Regions from separate parts of the Mus musculus genome. Here region 2 is linked to region 1. The links are chromatin contacts, found by Hi-C or POLR2A ChIA-PET in ENCODE. All regions are on one chromosome and are shown on one strand. The core of a region is the stretch at or near the end of the contact, and the rest is flanking DNA. Distances in the headings are between cores, read along the strand shown.

Evidence for each region. A loop is a pair of places that touch in the nucleus more often than their neighbours do. ChIA-PET counts read pairs that join two places held with the same protein, here RNA polymerase II (POLR2A).
Region 2: POLR2A ChIA-PET joins it to region 1 with 12 read pairs in embryonic stem cell. The contact joins the enhancer-like site here to the promoter of Polr2a in region 1. A Hi-C loop is called at or near these places in 1 of 37 maps with a recorded cell type or tissue (gastrocnemius). POLR2A ChIA-PET finds 5 or more read pairs at or near these places in 4 of 5 experiments (Patski and embryonic stem cell).

The regions. Positions count from the first base shown.
Region 1 is chr11:69,754,008-69,761,128 of GRCm38, forward strand. Polr2a (polymerase (RNA) II (DNA directed) polypeptide A) reads right to left here and starts at 4,626. Exons shown (of 29, transcript NM_001291068.1): 1 at 4,124-4,626. The coding sequence starts at 4,216. It overlaps Slc35g3 (solute carrier family 35, member G3), which reads right to left. Exons shown (of 2, transcript NM_019871.2): 2 at 5,877-7,121. The coding sequence ends at 6,128.
Region 2 is chr11:69,703,639-69,710,759 of GRCm38, forward strand. No RefSeq gene overlaps it. Among named protein-coding and RNA genes, the nearest start is that of Tnfsfm13, 11 kb to the left of the region's middle. Within about 2 kb of position 3,650, at least 2 of the 3 ENCODE cell types and tissues checked have a DNase peak (open chromatin) inside an H3K27ac peak, as active enhancers do; they include gastrocnemius, where a contact is called at or near this core.

The DNA.
Region 1 (7,121 bases), core at 3,376-5,875:
TAAGAGCACTGACTGCTCTTCCAGAGGTCCTGAGTTCAAATCCCAGAAACCACATGGTGGCTCACAACTACCTATAATGAAATCTGACACCCTCTTCTGGTGTGTCTGAAGACAGCTATAGTGTACTTATGTATAATAATAAATAAATATTAAAAAAAAAAAAAAGAACATATCACAGAGCTGGGTGTGATGGCAAACTCCTTTAAGCTCAGCAGGTACATCTCTGAATCTCTTCGTGAAAGGCCAGCCTGCTCTACAAAGCAAGTTCCACAGTAGCCAGGGCCATACAGAGAACCCTTATCTCAACAAAACAAAACAACAAAAAAACCAAACTACCACCCCCCCCAACCAAACAAGGACAAAACACCCACATATTGTTCTTGCAGATAATTGGAGGGGAGTTTTCAGCAACTGTGTCAGGTCTCCAACACCTCTTCAGACTCCCCCACATACATATGCCATGCACATATGCACACAAAAACACACATCAAATTTTTTTTATTTTTTAATTTTTTGTAAACAACCTGAATACAGCTCCAGGGGATAAGATCCCCTGATCTCAAAAAGACAAAAAACAGTCGGGCGGGGTGGCGCACGCCTTTAATCCCAGCACTTGGGAGGCAGAGGCAGGTGGATTTCTGAGTTCGAGGCCAGCCTGGTCTATAAAGTGAGTTCCAGGACAGCCAGGGCTACACAGAGAAACTCTGTCTCGAAAAAAACCAAAACCAAAACCAAAACAAAACAAAAAATCCCCTGATCTCTAAGAGCACCTCCACCCTTTTCCACACATATCAAAAAACAAAAACAAAACAAAAACCCTACAAAAAAAAGCAAGCCAAACCAAACAAAAAACAATTCAGCTTCTCAAACATATGATGTCATTCAATGGGATCCAGCGCCATCTAATGTTGGAACTGAACCATGTGCAACTAGTAGAGTACAGAGCACCTATACTTCTAGAGTACAGAATACCCTGTGCCCCTGTGATTTTGCTACAGTGCTTTCAAATGTGACAGCAGTTTGGGAACATTGGATCTAGACTATAGGGCAGTTTTGTTCTATTCTAAAGATAGGACCTACGGTATTCAAAAAGGGTTCCTATTAGTAAATATTTAGGTGACTTTCAATTGTCATTTTCAAACAATCTTAAAACGTATTTACCCAAATCATTTTAATTACATGCAAATCAGCACCAGGATCTACTTGGAATGCTAACAGAAAGTTAAGAAAATTAATCCTCCAACAGTGGCAGGCTATTGAAGTAAAACAAAGGGTAGGGGGTTACAGAACGAAGGATGCTATTTAAATGGTCAGAGTAGACATCTAAATACAGAACACACTGACATGAAGAGCAGGCAATAAGGTCTGGGCAGTGTTATTCTAAGCAGCAGAGACTGATTAAATAGCCCCTGAAGCAAGAATAAACTTGCAGTGTTAAAAGCTAAGCAGGTCAGAGTTGCAAAAGGAAACCAAGAAGGGCTAGAGAAATGGCAGAGTGGTTAAAAGCACTTGTTGCTCTTGCAGAGGACCTAGGTTTTATTCCCATCACCCACATGGTGGCTCACTACCTTCAAGAATTCCAGTTTAAGGGGACCCAATGCCCTCTTCTGACTCTCAGGCACCAGGGACACATGTGGTGTACATACATGCATGCTGGCAAAACATTAATAATACTCATAAAATAAATTAATCTAAAAATATTTTTTTAATTTACCAGGAGACTGGTAATAAGATGGAGAGGCAAGCAGGGGCAGAATTTCAAGGAGTCTGGATCCTCCTGAGAGGATGCCATGAAGGGAAGGACCATGATGAAAACATCTCTACAACTACTGGAAGACTGAGGCAGGGCTACTCAGAACAGAGGTCAGTGGGTAGGTACCATCGTAAAGGTAAAGGCTGGCCTGGCCAGGTGGTGGTGGCAGCACTTGGGATGCAGGTCTCTGTGAGGTTGAGGCTAGCCTGGTCTACAGAGCAAGTTCCAGAACTATACAAAGAAACCCTGTCTCAATTTAAAAATTAAATAAATTCTTGGTTTGATGCTGGGTCAAGAGATACATATATTAAAGACTGAATGATCTCCAAAAAGCTAACCAACTTATTCTTCTATCAATAATGCATGAGGTCACTCATCTTCTCATTATTTTTGCTACCAGATTAAGAAACTCTTTTTAACTTGTTATTAGGAAACCTTTAAAAAAATAAAAGATTTATTTTATGAGTACACTGCTGTTGTCTTCAGACACACCAGAAAGGGGCATCAATTTCTATTACAGATGGTTGTGAGCTACCATGTGTGTGTACTCAGGACCTCTGGAAGAGCAGTTAGTGCTCTTAACCACTGAGCCATCTCTCCAGCCCCACCCCACCCCCTTTTATTTTTAATTTGTTAAAGGAAAAAAAAGTCTAACCACGCCAGGTGAGATGGGCTTATGCTCTCAGCACTCAGAAAGGTAAGGCAGAAGAATCACCATTTGCAGGGCAGCCTGAACTGAACAGCAAGATTCTGCTTCAAAATACCAAGAGCTTCAAATACATGTAGCCAAGTGGTCAAGAGCACTTGCCTAGCATGCACAAGGCTGACTTTCAGTCCCAGCAAAATTCAGCCTGGGCTATGAGCTCCAGGATAGCCAGTGCTACATACAGAGACCCTGCTTCAAAAGCAAAACAGAACAAAACCCTGAAAAATCAAACCCTGTCCATCACAGTACAAATTTGTTTCCCAATATACTTATTTTAGTTCTGTTCTAGAGCCTCTGATAAAAGTGGCCCATGTCTGCCTTACTCTTTTAGTACAATGCTTAGCTTACTGTAGGATCATCAGAAAATTTACCTTTATTTATTAATGTAAGGTTTGTCCTCTGGTATCAGCTCCCCTAAAATCCTGTTCTTTCTTAATGTTTTATTACTTTAATTATCTGGAATTTATTTTGTGTCGGTCTGTGAGGTCTTGGATGTCCAGAAACCTGATGTAGGGCTTTGTTTTTTTTTTTTTAAGATTTATTTATTATATGTAAGTACACTGTAGCTGACTTCAGACACTCCAGAAAAGGGCATCAGATCTCATTACAGATGGTTGTGAGCCACCATATGGTTGCTGGGATTTGAACTCATGACTTTCGGAAGAGCAGTCAGTTCTCTTACCTGCTGAGCCATCTTACCAGCCCTGATGTAGGTTTTTCTGTTTTTTCTTTTGAGTTCTGCTATAGTTGAGCCCTTACCCCAACAGGACTGCCTCAGTCTAGAATCAGCTGTTTAATTCCACTCTCTATTCCTCTCAGGAGGAAGAAGTCCAAGTCTCCAAAAGCTATCCCTTGTCTATCCTCACCCACTTCACATCAGCTCTTTACGGAGCTTCTGTACATGCGTGTGTGTATAAGTTACTACTGTCACCTTTATAATTACCCAGTGGTTTCCTACTGAAAACAGAAATTTGGACTCTCTAGAGCGTAATTTACAATATCCCGTGCTTCTTCAGTGCACTCTCCGCACCCACTAACCCTGCCTGCCCCAACACTGGCTTTTCAGTCTCTAGAATACAAGTTTATTTCCCTCTCAGTCCCATGACACTTGTTTCCTCCACCTAAAAAAATAGCTCTGATGACTGATATTACTTGGGAATGTCACCATCCCTGGCAAGTATGTCTTCCAAACCCTGACACCATTCAATTTCAGTGACTTCTTACAGCATTTCCTCATTTTGCTTTAATCTAGGTACTTATTTTTGCTCATTTCTTTTTGTTCTTAAGCTCTCTTCTCTGTTTTTCCCATAGTGTTTTAGAAGGTAGAGTTTCTGTTATATTTATTGTGCAGCTGTGTTCCTAGTGTCTGATTACTGTCACATAGCAGGATGCTCAATATTGGTGAAAGAACTAAAACTGGGGATCCACTTCCTGTACAACTTTCAACCCTGTCTCGTTGAACCGCAGCAATGCTCAAGTATGGAAACATCTTTCTTCTCTGTCCAGTCAAGCACTCATCTCAGGCATAGCATTTCGCTTGTTTAAGTCCTGGCATAATTTAACTTTTGAAGGCTGGACCCCCGCACAACATCAGCATCACTGACCCATCTTCCCAGAGGATCATCAGCCAAAGGCATAGCAGAGAGACGGGCGGACTATCTTACCAATTCATCCGGACTCAGGACTCCGAACTGCACTCTCTTGATGGTGCGCAGCGGGCATGCGCTGTCCCCGGAGGGGGGGCCACCCCCGTGCATGGCGAGGCAGGCGCGCTGCGCAGGCGCAAACCTCGCTACAAAAAGCCTGCGCCACCGCCGCCTAAGTGCTCAGAACCCGTCCGGGCGGCCACCAGGAAAGACCTCCCGGGATAGGGAGGGAAAGGCTGGAGGAGGGAAAGGTGGGGGAGGGGGGAAGGGGGGGGGAAGGCAGAGGAACGAAAAGGGCTGAAAGAAAGCCTTTTCTCCCTTTCCGGAGATTCGTCGGCTCCCAAAAAGGAAACAAAAGAAGGGAGGAGAGGAGGAGGTTTTGGGAGGGAGGAAGAAGAAAAGGGGTAACGAATAAATAAGTAACCGGGATCCTGAACGGCAGAGGTTACGGCAGTTTGTCTCTCCCCCTTCCGGGAGCCACCTTCTTCTCCAACCGTCCCGGTCGCGCTCTCGGCGCTTCTGAGGAGAGAACTGGCTGAGTGACGCCCTTTATAGATTCGCCCTTGTGTCCCGCCCCTTCCTTTCCCGCCCTCCCTTGCGCTACGGGGCCGCCCGCACCGGCCTACACGGAGCGCGCGCGGCGGAGTTGTTGACGCTAGGGCTCCGGCTCCCTGGTTGGGTGTTCTTTCTGACGCGACAGGAGGAGGAGAATGTTCCTGGTCCTGTCGTCCTCCTTTCGGGTTTCCCGTGCACTCAAACCGAGGACTTACAGAACGGAGGATAAAGTTAGGCCATTTTTACTCAGCTTCGGAGTTCAGGCTCATTTTCAGCTAAAGTCTCTCATTAGTATCCCCCCACACACATCGGGAAAATGGTTTGTCCTACGCATCGGTAATGAAGGCGGGGCCCTTCGGGTCCTCCGGAGCGGGTTCCGGGGGTGGGGGGAAGGAGGGAGGGACGGGACGGGCCTCGTTCATGAATATTCAGTTCACCGCTGAATATGCATAAGGCAGGCAAGATGGCGCGTCCAATCAATTGGAAGTAGCCGTTATTAGTGGAGAGGCCCCAGGACGTTGGGGCACCGCCTGTGCTCTAATAGCTTTACGGAGCCCTGGCGCTCGATGTTCAGCCCAAGCTTTTCCCGAGCCCGGAGGCCTATTCTGAAAGTAGAATGGCTGCTACCCAGGAGCCGCAGATCACGCGACCGTGACAATCTGAGAAAAGCAGATTAGCGGTGGGGCAGAATAGGGATGTCTTGGGGAATTCGGGGTCAAGGAAACCCTACACCTTTCAGACGACTTCAGAAATAAGGTGGCGGCTGAGTGTTTCAAGGGAATCTCCCAAAAGAGCATGTTTCCACTCCTTTTCAAAGCAAAGCCAACTGCTCAGCCAACCACAGTGATTCATTCATGCTTGATGTCAGCGTTACATCACCGCTCGGACAGGGAGCACCACCACTGAGGAAAGCAAAATACCTTCCAAAGGAAAGGAAACACGCCCCTCCCCCAGTGCTGGCTGTTCGCCTGACAAGCTGCATTCTTCGTTCTTCATCTCCAGCGCTCTTCTCTTTCCTGCCTGTGGGATTAATCCCCTTGACCCACTACCAGGCTTCCTTAGTCCTCTGGATCTGAGACCTCGCTGCTGAGTGATGCCCTTATTCCCTGTTCCCAGCCCCAATTCCATACCCTGGTTCCTGTACATGCTCCCGGTCTCTCCTCTCCACTTAGTCCCAAGTCACCCTTGAATCCTAGGGCATCTCTCTCCACACCAGTTTTTTGCTTTAATATATATTTTTTATTTTGTGTGTAAGCACGCCACAGCGAATGTATAGAGAGAATAATCTGTAGGAGTCGGTTCTCTCCATCTACCATATAGATCAGGCTTGGTAGCATTAGCCTCTATCTGCTGAGCTATCTCACTGGTCCTCCACACCAGTTCTTTGCCAGGCATTTGTTCTCCCATGGTTTTTATTCCCATCTCTCCTATTTACCCCTGTCCCCCCTCCCCCCCTCAAGTTTGATTTCATTCCTCCGTTTGCCCTTCCTTATCACAACTGAGGTTCTGGGCAGTAATGATGGCAATGCTGCCCAACACAACCCCTGCTCCCATGATGTCAGAAGGTGCCACGGTCTCATAGAGCACGTAATACTGCAGCATGAGGGCTACCACGACCTCAGAGTGCAGGACAGCACATACCAGGGCAGGGTGGGCCTTGGTGACTGCATAGCTCACACATACAAAGGAAACCAATGCAAGGAGCCCCACTGCCACCACACAGCTCCAGCTTAGAGTGTCTTGGGGTAGCACAGGGGTCTGCAGCACAAAGAGGCCTGGTACAGAGACCATTAGCCCCACCAGGCCAAAAAGGAAGGCCACAGTTGGTAGACAGGAAGGGAAGTGTAGAGAGCGGTAAATCTGCAGCCCCAGTGACAGTGCCAGTCCTCCCAGGAAAGCCAGTACATAGCCCAGGGCTGTGTAGAGGCCAGTAGTCCCTTCTTGCAGTGTCCCTAGTCCAGGTCCCACGATGATGATTAGCCCAAGGGTGCTGCCAAACAGGCCACACCAGGCATAGCCACTGAGACCCTGGCTCTCGAGGCAGAGTGCCAGGAGGGCAGAGCACACGGTGGAAGAACCTTTGCGGACAGTGACTGCGTTGCCGGCAGGCACCACCTGAACAGCACTGTAGGCGCAACCAATGCTGAGGACATTAAGAATGGCATGGAGGAAGGCCCGAACCCGAACATCAGGAGGTCCCAGCAGTGGATCACCACGGAACTTAAGTAACAAGGCAATGGGGAGGTGGAAGAGGCATCGGAAGATGAGCAGCTCCAACGAGGGCAACTGGGAGGTCTGGTAAGCCATACGGGAGAATGGGCCCACGAAGCCAGCAGACAGGCCTCCACCCAGCAGGGCCACAAACAGGCCTTTGGTGGCATTGGAGGGCCCACAGCGATGGTGATGTTTGGAGGGGAGGCTGGCTGGAGTGGAGGGCGGCGATGGCTGGGTGAAGTCAGGT
Region 2 (7,121 bases), core at 2,400-4,899, 51 kb before region 1:
GCTCAGTGGGTAAGAGCACCCGACTGTTCTTCCAAAGGTCAGGAGTTCAAATCCCAGCAACCACATGGTGGCTCACAACCATCCGTAACAAGATCTGACTCCCTCTTCTGGAGTGTCTGAAGACAGCTACAGTGTACTTACATATAATCAATAAATAAAATCTTTAAAAAAAAAAAAAAAAACAAAAAAACATTCACTGAATGTTGAATGTTTTCATCTCTGCATATCTTTTTTTTTTTTTTTTTTTTTTTTGGTTTTTCGTCTGTTACACACAATTGCTGAGCTAGCTGGGGTGGTGGTGGTGGTGGGGGGCTCTGTTCTGAAATTACCATTTCTACCACACCCGGCCTGACCTTGCTCTGTCCCAGGCCGACCTTGAACTCAAAAATCTCTCTGCCTTTGTAGCAATAACAAAGGAACAAACTTCCTTAGTATCTTCTGACAAGTTGGCTCACAGTGAGGCTGCTTTTGTTCCTTTAGATTCATCTTTTATACTGTATCTTTATATTTTGCATGACTGAGAACCCATAAATTCTGAACTTCTGTTTTGAGAGTTCTTTTCCATGGCCTTAAAGTGTGGTCCTGAAGGTCCCAGTCTGTAGCATTTTGCTGAGCATTAGCCACACCTTCCTGTCCCGGATGTCTCCAGTCTCTAATTATCATATTATCATGAAGTCATTAACTTTAACCCCATGACATTCCTTAGAGAAAGAATACAAACCATGTACATTTATTATACAAACAAGCCCAACGCCCACAGTAGCCATCCACAACCCAGGATTCTATAGACTGCCAGTCCTGTTCCAAGGGCAGGAACCGCATTCAGCCCCCACCGAGGCCACACCACCCGCCCCTCAGTTTCCTTCAGCTTCCACCTGGCCTGAGCAGTTGCTGGTTCCTGACTAGCCTCCACTTACTATTGACAGGCTGCCACAAGTTGTAAGCCACAGACTCATTATTCATGTGTATTTTAAAATGTATCAAGATGTATTAAATCATTATCCATTTTAATACTTGGATTTGTTTCAGTTTGTTTACTACAGAGCTTTCCTGTCTGCTAATCCGGTTCTGTCTCAGCCTCCCAAATGCTGAGGTTATGAGCATTCACCACAAAGTCGGCTTCTCTCAGCTCACCTGCATTCCTTCCCTCCCCTCCCCTCCCCTTCCCTTCCCTTCCCTCCCCTCCCCTTCTCTTCCCTTCCCTTCCCTCCCCACCCCTCTCCTCCCCTCCCCTTCCCTTCCCTCCCCTTCCCTTCCCTCCCCACCCCTTCCTTTCCCCTTCTCCTTCCCTTCCCTCCCTCCTTTCCTCTCCCTCTCTATCCCACTCAGAACCCTTCTCTTGAGGAACTCTGCTCCCTTTCTGGGGGAAGGGTGCCTAGGAACTATGGTCTAAGCACTGAATGTGCCTCGCTGTGTGCCTGTGTCTAGGCTCTGTGCAGACAGAGATGGGAGATGCAAATAGTGAACAGGTGTTGCCTGCAGCTTAGAGTTCTCATCTGTACAATGGTAAAAAAAGCTATATGCTTTCTGTACCCCACATTCTAGAAGTCTGAGTGGCTGTTTTCCACATCCAGTGACATTCAGTCTGTCATGGAGCTGGGCAGTGGTAGCTGCCCTCGATCCCAGGCAGTCCCCCCCTCTCCAAGAAATGACTGCACCCTACCTACCGTATAGATGTGATGTACACAGATGTGAGAAGGTTGGGCAGATCTAGCATCCTCACTTGGCCACTGTGAGGTTTTGGGATTTAAACCCATTGAGAGTTATCATAAAAAGTCATGGCACTTCTGATCTGGTCCGACACACCAACTGCTGCCTCACAGTGCTTCCCAAGGGGTCCTTGTCACCAGAGCTGTGTGTTTATCATTGCCCTGGTCAAGCTTGCTCTCTGGGGTCTGCCTCCCACACTTCACACAGCCATGTGCACGCTAATACTGTTAATCTTTTTTTTTTTAAGATTTATTTAGCTGGGCGTGGCAGCCCACGCCTTTAATCCCAGCACTCGGGAGGCAGAGGCAGGTGGATCTCTGAGTTCGAGGCCAGCCTGGTCTACAAAGTGAGTTCCAGGACAGCCAGGGCTATACAGAGAAACTCTGTCTCGAAAAAAAAAAAAAAAAAAAAAAAAAAGAAAAGAAAAGAAAAGAAAAAAAAAAGATTTATTTATTTATTATATGTGAGTACACTGTAGCTGTCTTCAGACATTCCAGAAGAGGGCATCAGCTCTTATTACAAATGGTTGTGAGCCACCATGTGGTTGCTGGGAATTGAACTCAGGACCTCTTAACTGCTGAGCTATCTCTCCAGCTCCAAGACTGTTTATCTTAAGGTCCATATCTCTCCTGGCCCAGCTTGTACATGGCACACAGTAAGACTTTTTTTTTTTTTTTTTGGTTTTTCGAGACAGAGTTTCTCTGTATAGCCCTGGCTGTCCTGGAACTCACTCTGTAGATGGCCTCGAACTCAGAAATCCGCCTGCCTCTGCCTCCTTAGTGCTGGGATTAAAGGCGTGCGCCACCACACCTGGCTTTTTTTTTTTTTTTTTTGAGGTTTTTTCCATTTCCAGAAACCAAACCCCACCACAGCCGGGCATGGTGGTGCACACCTTTAATCCCAGCACTAGGGAGGCAGAAGCAGGCGGATTTCTGAGTTCGAGGTCAGCCTGGTCTACAGAGTGAGTTCCAGGACAGCCAGGGCTATACAGAGAAACCCTGTCTCGAAAGAAACAAAAAACAAAAAAACAAAAAACAGAACAACGACAACAACAAAAAACCTGGTTCATGATAGGCAAGTGCTCTACTGCTGACATGTGCTGACTCTCTCTCTCTCTCTCTCTCTTTGTCCCTTTTCTTGCTTGTTTACTAAGAAGCACAGCATGGTACAAAGTATTTGCAGGGGGAAGCATGTTCAGGGTGGAGGCAGAGTGGCCAAGGTCAGCAGAAAGCAAAGTTTGATAATGTTGGCAAAGAGGACACCGGATTCAGCTGCCTCAGGACTGAAGACCACAGTCCAGGGGGGAAAGTTGGGTTTCCAGAAACAGAACCCCCTACCCATCTAAGACATGGGCCCCAGAATCAGTGTGAGCCTTACCAAGTCCACACCTGGACAAGGACACCGAACTAAAGTTCCCTCTGAGGAAGTCTTAGGTTGGTATAGCTCCCCACAGTCAGCCCTCTGTCTTCCTCCCTCTTCACCATTCAGTCTGTAGCTGCCCTCAGGTTAAGGCTGAGCCGGTCGGTCGTCCTTCCTAGCCAGCCTCAGCACCTGACTATGTTGGCAACCTGCTGTGTTGGCTCCGAGGCTAATGTGATTGGTCTGGCTTGGCTCCTGGCCCTTGGCACCTTCTTTGGGCTTGGCCCTGAGCTGCAACTTGACTCACTTCTGTTTTAGCTCTGATGTGTCACACCATCTGTCCTCCCTCCAAGCAAGAGAGCAGGCAGTAGGAGCCAACTGCCCTGCAAACTCAGGAACAGTTACCTGAAAGTGCTCCTTGGCAGTGTTAGGACTTTAATCCCAGCAGAGGGAGGCAGATGTCTGTGAGTTTGAGGTCAGTTCACAGAGTGAGTTCCTGGATAGCCAGGGCTACACAAAGAAACCCTGTCCCTAGATAAATAAATAAATAAATAAATAACTGCAACAAACCCCATGAACATCCTGAGTGGTGGACCAGCCAGCTGTTAACCCTTTGTGTAGCAGTGGGCTAGGCAATGAGGCGAGGCGCCTGCTTTGTTGATTAGCTTTCCTACAGTAAATCAGTCTTAAGGAAGCAAAGTTTGTTTCTATTTTAGAATTCAGAGGTTTTAATCCCTAGTATCTGGGCTCCTTCAGGCCATGGAAAGCAGAGCATCATGGGAGGAGGTAACTCCCGCCTGTTTTTAAATGGGAATCAGGATCCCCACAATCCCTTCAGGATTTTTCTCCCACAGGCCTTCTCTCCCACAGGCCTTCTCTCCCACAGGCCTCACCACCCACCTCCTAGTAGCACCGCACGCTGGGACAGATGTTTGGAAGGCATTTAAGATACAGACTATAGCACCTGGATTCTGCCCTCCACTGGCTTTTGGCGCTGGGAAGACTTCCTGTATGGGTCATTGTAGAGACCCTTTAATACACCCTCATGCTGTGGTGACCCCAACCATAACATCATCATCATCATCACTATTATTATTATTTTGGTTTTTCCAGACAGGGTTTCTCTGTATAGCCCTGGCTGTCTTGGAACTCACTCTGTAGACCAGGCTGGCCTCGAACTCAGAAATCTGCCTGCCTCTGCCTCCTGAGTGCTGGGACTAAAGGCGTGTGTCACCACTGCCCCTGGCTTGTTTTTGTTGTTGTTGTTTTAAGGTGAAGAATTATTTGTGTGTGGCCTTCCCAGCCTTGAGCAGACTGAACAGACCTCGAGTGCTGGCCACAATGGACCTTATCTACCTTAGTGGTGTCACCTGCCTTGGCTGTACGTGCCTTAGGTGGAGTCACCTGCCTGGGTTGCCTGTGTAATTCCCCACAGGAATTTAGAAGAATAGACTGCCCACAGACCTTGCTTTGCAACATAATCCAGCTGAAATGGAGGATGGGGTGTGTGGGCTTGCCCTATACAAAGGCAGTGCTGAATACTAAACTTGTAGCCTTGATCAGTACCTTGTTTTGGTTTCATTCTTCTCCCCCTAACCCCCCCCCTTTTTCATTTCCAGCCCCCCTTTCAGGTAAACCCAGCTTGGCCATGGCCACTGGATGCCTACATTTGTGGTACAAAAATACCAAATAAAACTCAGTGGAAACATGAGATCATTGGTTTTTGATGCAGACTGGCCTCAGACTGGTTATGTAGCTGAAGATGATGACGTGAACTCCTGTTCTTCCCAAATGCTGGGATCAAAGGCAAAAGCCGAAGCCACCCACCCATCCATCTACTTTGGACAGGGTTTCACTATGTAGCAGGTGAGACTGACCTCAGGCTCCCCAAAACCCCCTGCCTGAGCCCCCCAATTTCTGGTACTATACATGCGGCCTTTTTGTTTGTTTGGGTTATATGAAACCATTGAAGGGGCTCACTCTGAGACACATTGTGAAGTGAAAGAAGAAAAATGTTAATGTTTCCTGTGTGTAGGCACAGCTAGGTACTGGAAGGGGAATCTCCAGGAAGGAACAGCAGGGGACCACCGCCACCATCCCCCTTACACCTGCAGGCCTGTTGTAAATCAAGAGAAAAACTGTTGTTTGGTTTGCAAAGGAGGGAATTAACTAAATTCCACCCTTTCCCTTGAAATACTGGAAACTGAACATAAGACTTCCTCCATGTTGGTTGAGCTCTCTACCACTGAGCTACACAGCACTCTTTAAAGGTGTGTCTCTATCCCCTGCCTTGAGCCCAAGGGAACCCCACCATGCCCATGCTGCCTTTGGCTTCCTGGCCCAGTGATACCTTGAGGCCATCTGTTTCTGGCTTTGGACGCTCTCTCATTTATATTTTCCTGTTTTCTCTGTCCCAGGAGGCAAGACCTCTGACTTCCTGCACCAACAGATGCCCTCTTGCCAGAGCCTCTGAGGAAGAGTTTAAGGAGCAGTATTTAAAGGTGGAAGCACAGAGTAGTGACTCCTGCTGACTTTAGACCAAGTACTTAGGCCAAAAAGTTGTTTCTGTTTTGTTTGTTTAGCACAGCATGTATTTATGTTTTGGTTTGTTTTTGAAACAGTTTCACACTGTAGCCCAGGGTATCTAGGACTCACTACTGTAGCCTAGGCGGTGAGTGTTTGGTGACCTCTGGGAACACTGCTCCCAGGCTTGGAGTTTCAGATCTGGTGTGTAAGACTGGAATAGGCATCTCCAGTGACAACTGTGTGTCATCCAATCAGCAGCCCCATAATCTGATCCCACCACTCAGTGTTCTGCCCAGCCCTGCAGAAGGGGGACCTAGGCAAAAGCTGTGCCTGAGGCTGATCGCTGGCCATCACACAGGCAGGCCTGAAGGCCTTCATCTCTACCCAGAGCCCTGCATGGGACTGAGGTAGCAGAGCTTTTAGTTGGAAGGAATAGAAACCAACCCCGGGAGGTATCAGCAGGAAATGAGATGAAGAGCCATGCAGAGCTCCTAGAGTCTCTGGGAAGATTGTAGAATCAGATTAGAACATCGACCTGGGTGGAGAAAACCCGCAGTGAGGGCCACTGCTCTCTGCAGAGGCTATTCCCTCCCTAGTCTCCTGGCTGGGACAACTGCAGTCTCCTGCAGCACAACTGAAAGCAGATGCTCCCTGGAGCGGGTTCTGCTCTCAATCTGTTCCCTCACTCGTCAGAACAAAGACTGAACAGGCAGTAGTCCTCGTGCCTCAGACAGGGGCCTATTCCCCATCTGTAGCAAAGGATGCTGGGAAACTGAAACTCTGGCTCTGAGGCTTCCACAGAGAGTCAACCTTCTCTCAGCACGGTTAGTGCAGTGGATACTGTAGAGGTGGGAGCAGAGGTTGGGGTAAGGCTCCCAGTTCTTGAAGGAGTGAATTTAGTCAAGAAACATAGAGCCATGGAGCTGGCTGAGCAAGTAAAGGCCCTTGCTGTCAGGCTTGGTGATCCAAGCCCAGTTCCCAGGGCCCACATGGTAGAAATAGAGAACTGACTTCCAGGAGTTATCTTTGACCTCCATAAGTGTAATCTCCCACGCACAATGAATTAACATGTTTTTTAAAGAGAGAGACATACAGACATAGTTTAAGCAGAAGTTTACTTAGCAAAGCCATACACGCAAAGCTAAGCAATGCAAACACTCCAAAAAGAGATGAAGTCGCTGCCTTAACCCAGGGACTACAGCAGCCTAGTGGTGTCTGTGCTCTGGATTTTAAAGAAGTTTTATGAATATTTATAAAGCAGGTGCTATATTCATAGCATAGGGTGATCCTTTCTCTGTCCCAAATGATGGTGAATCCATCTCCCTTTTAGGGTATCTCCTCCCATGAGCCCTACAGAAAGGGGCTGGTGTCAAACTCGTGATGTAAATGACCCTCTGTCACTACGCATGTGTGATTCATGTGGACTGATGTGGGTTTTGGGGACTCACTGTTGTAGCTTCAGGCTGTCTAATCACAAGGGGGCCACTCCCAAGACACAGCAGGTCTCCTTGGCTGCTGCATATAAC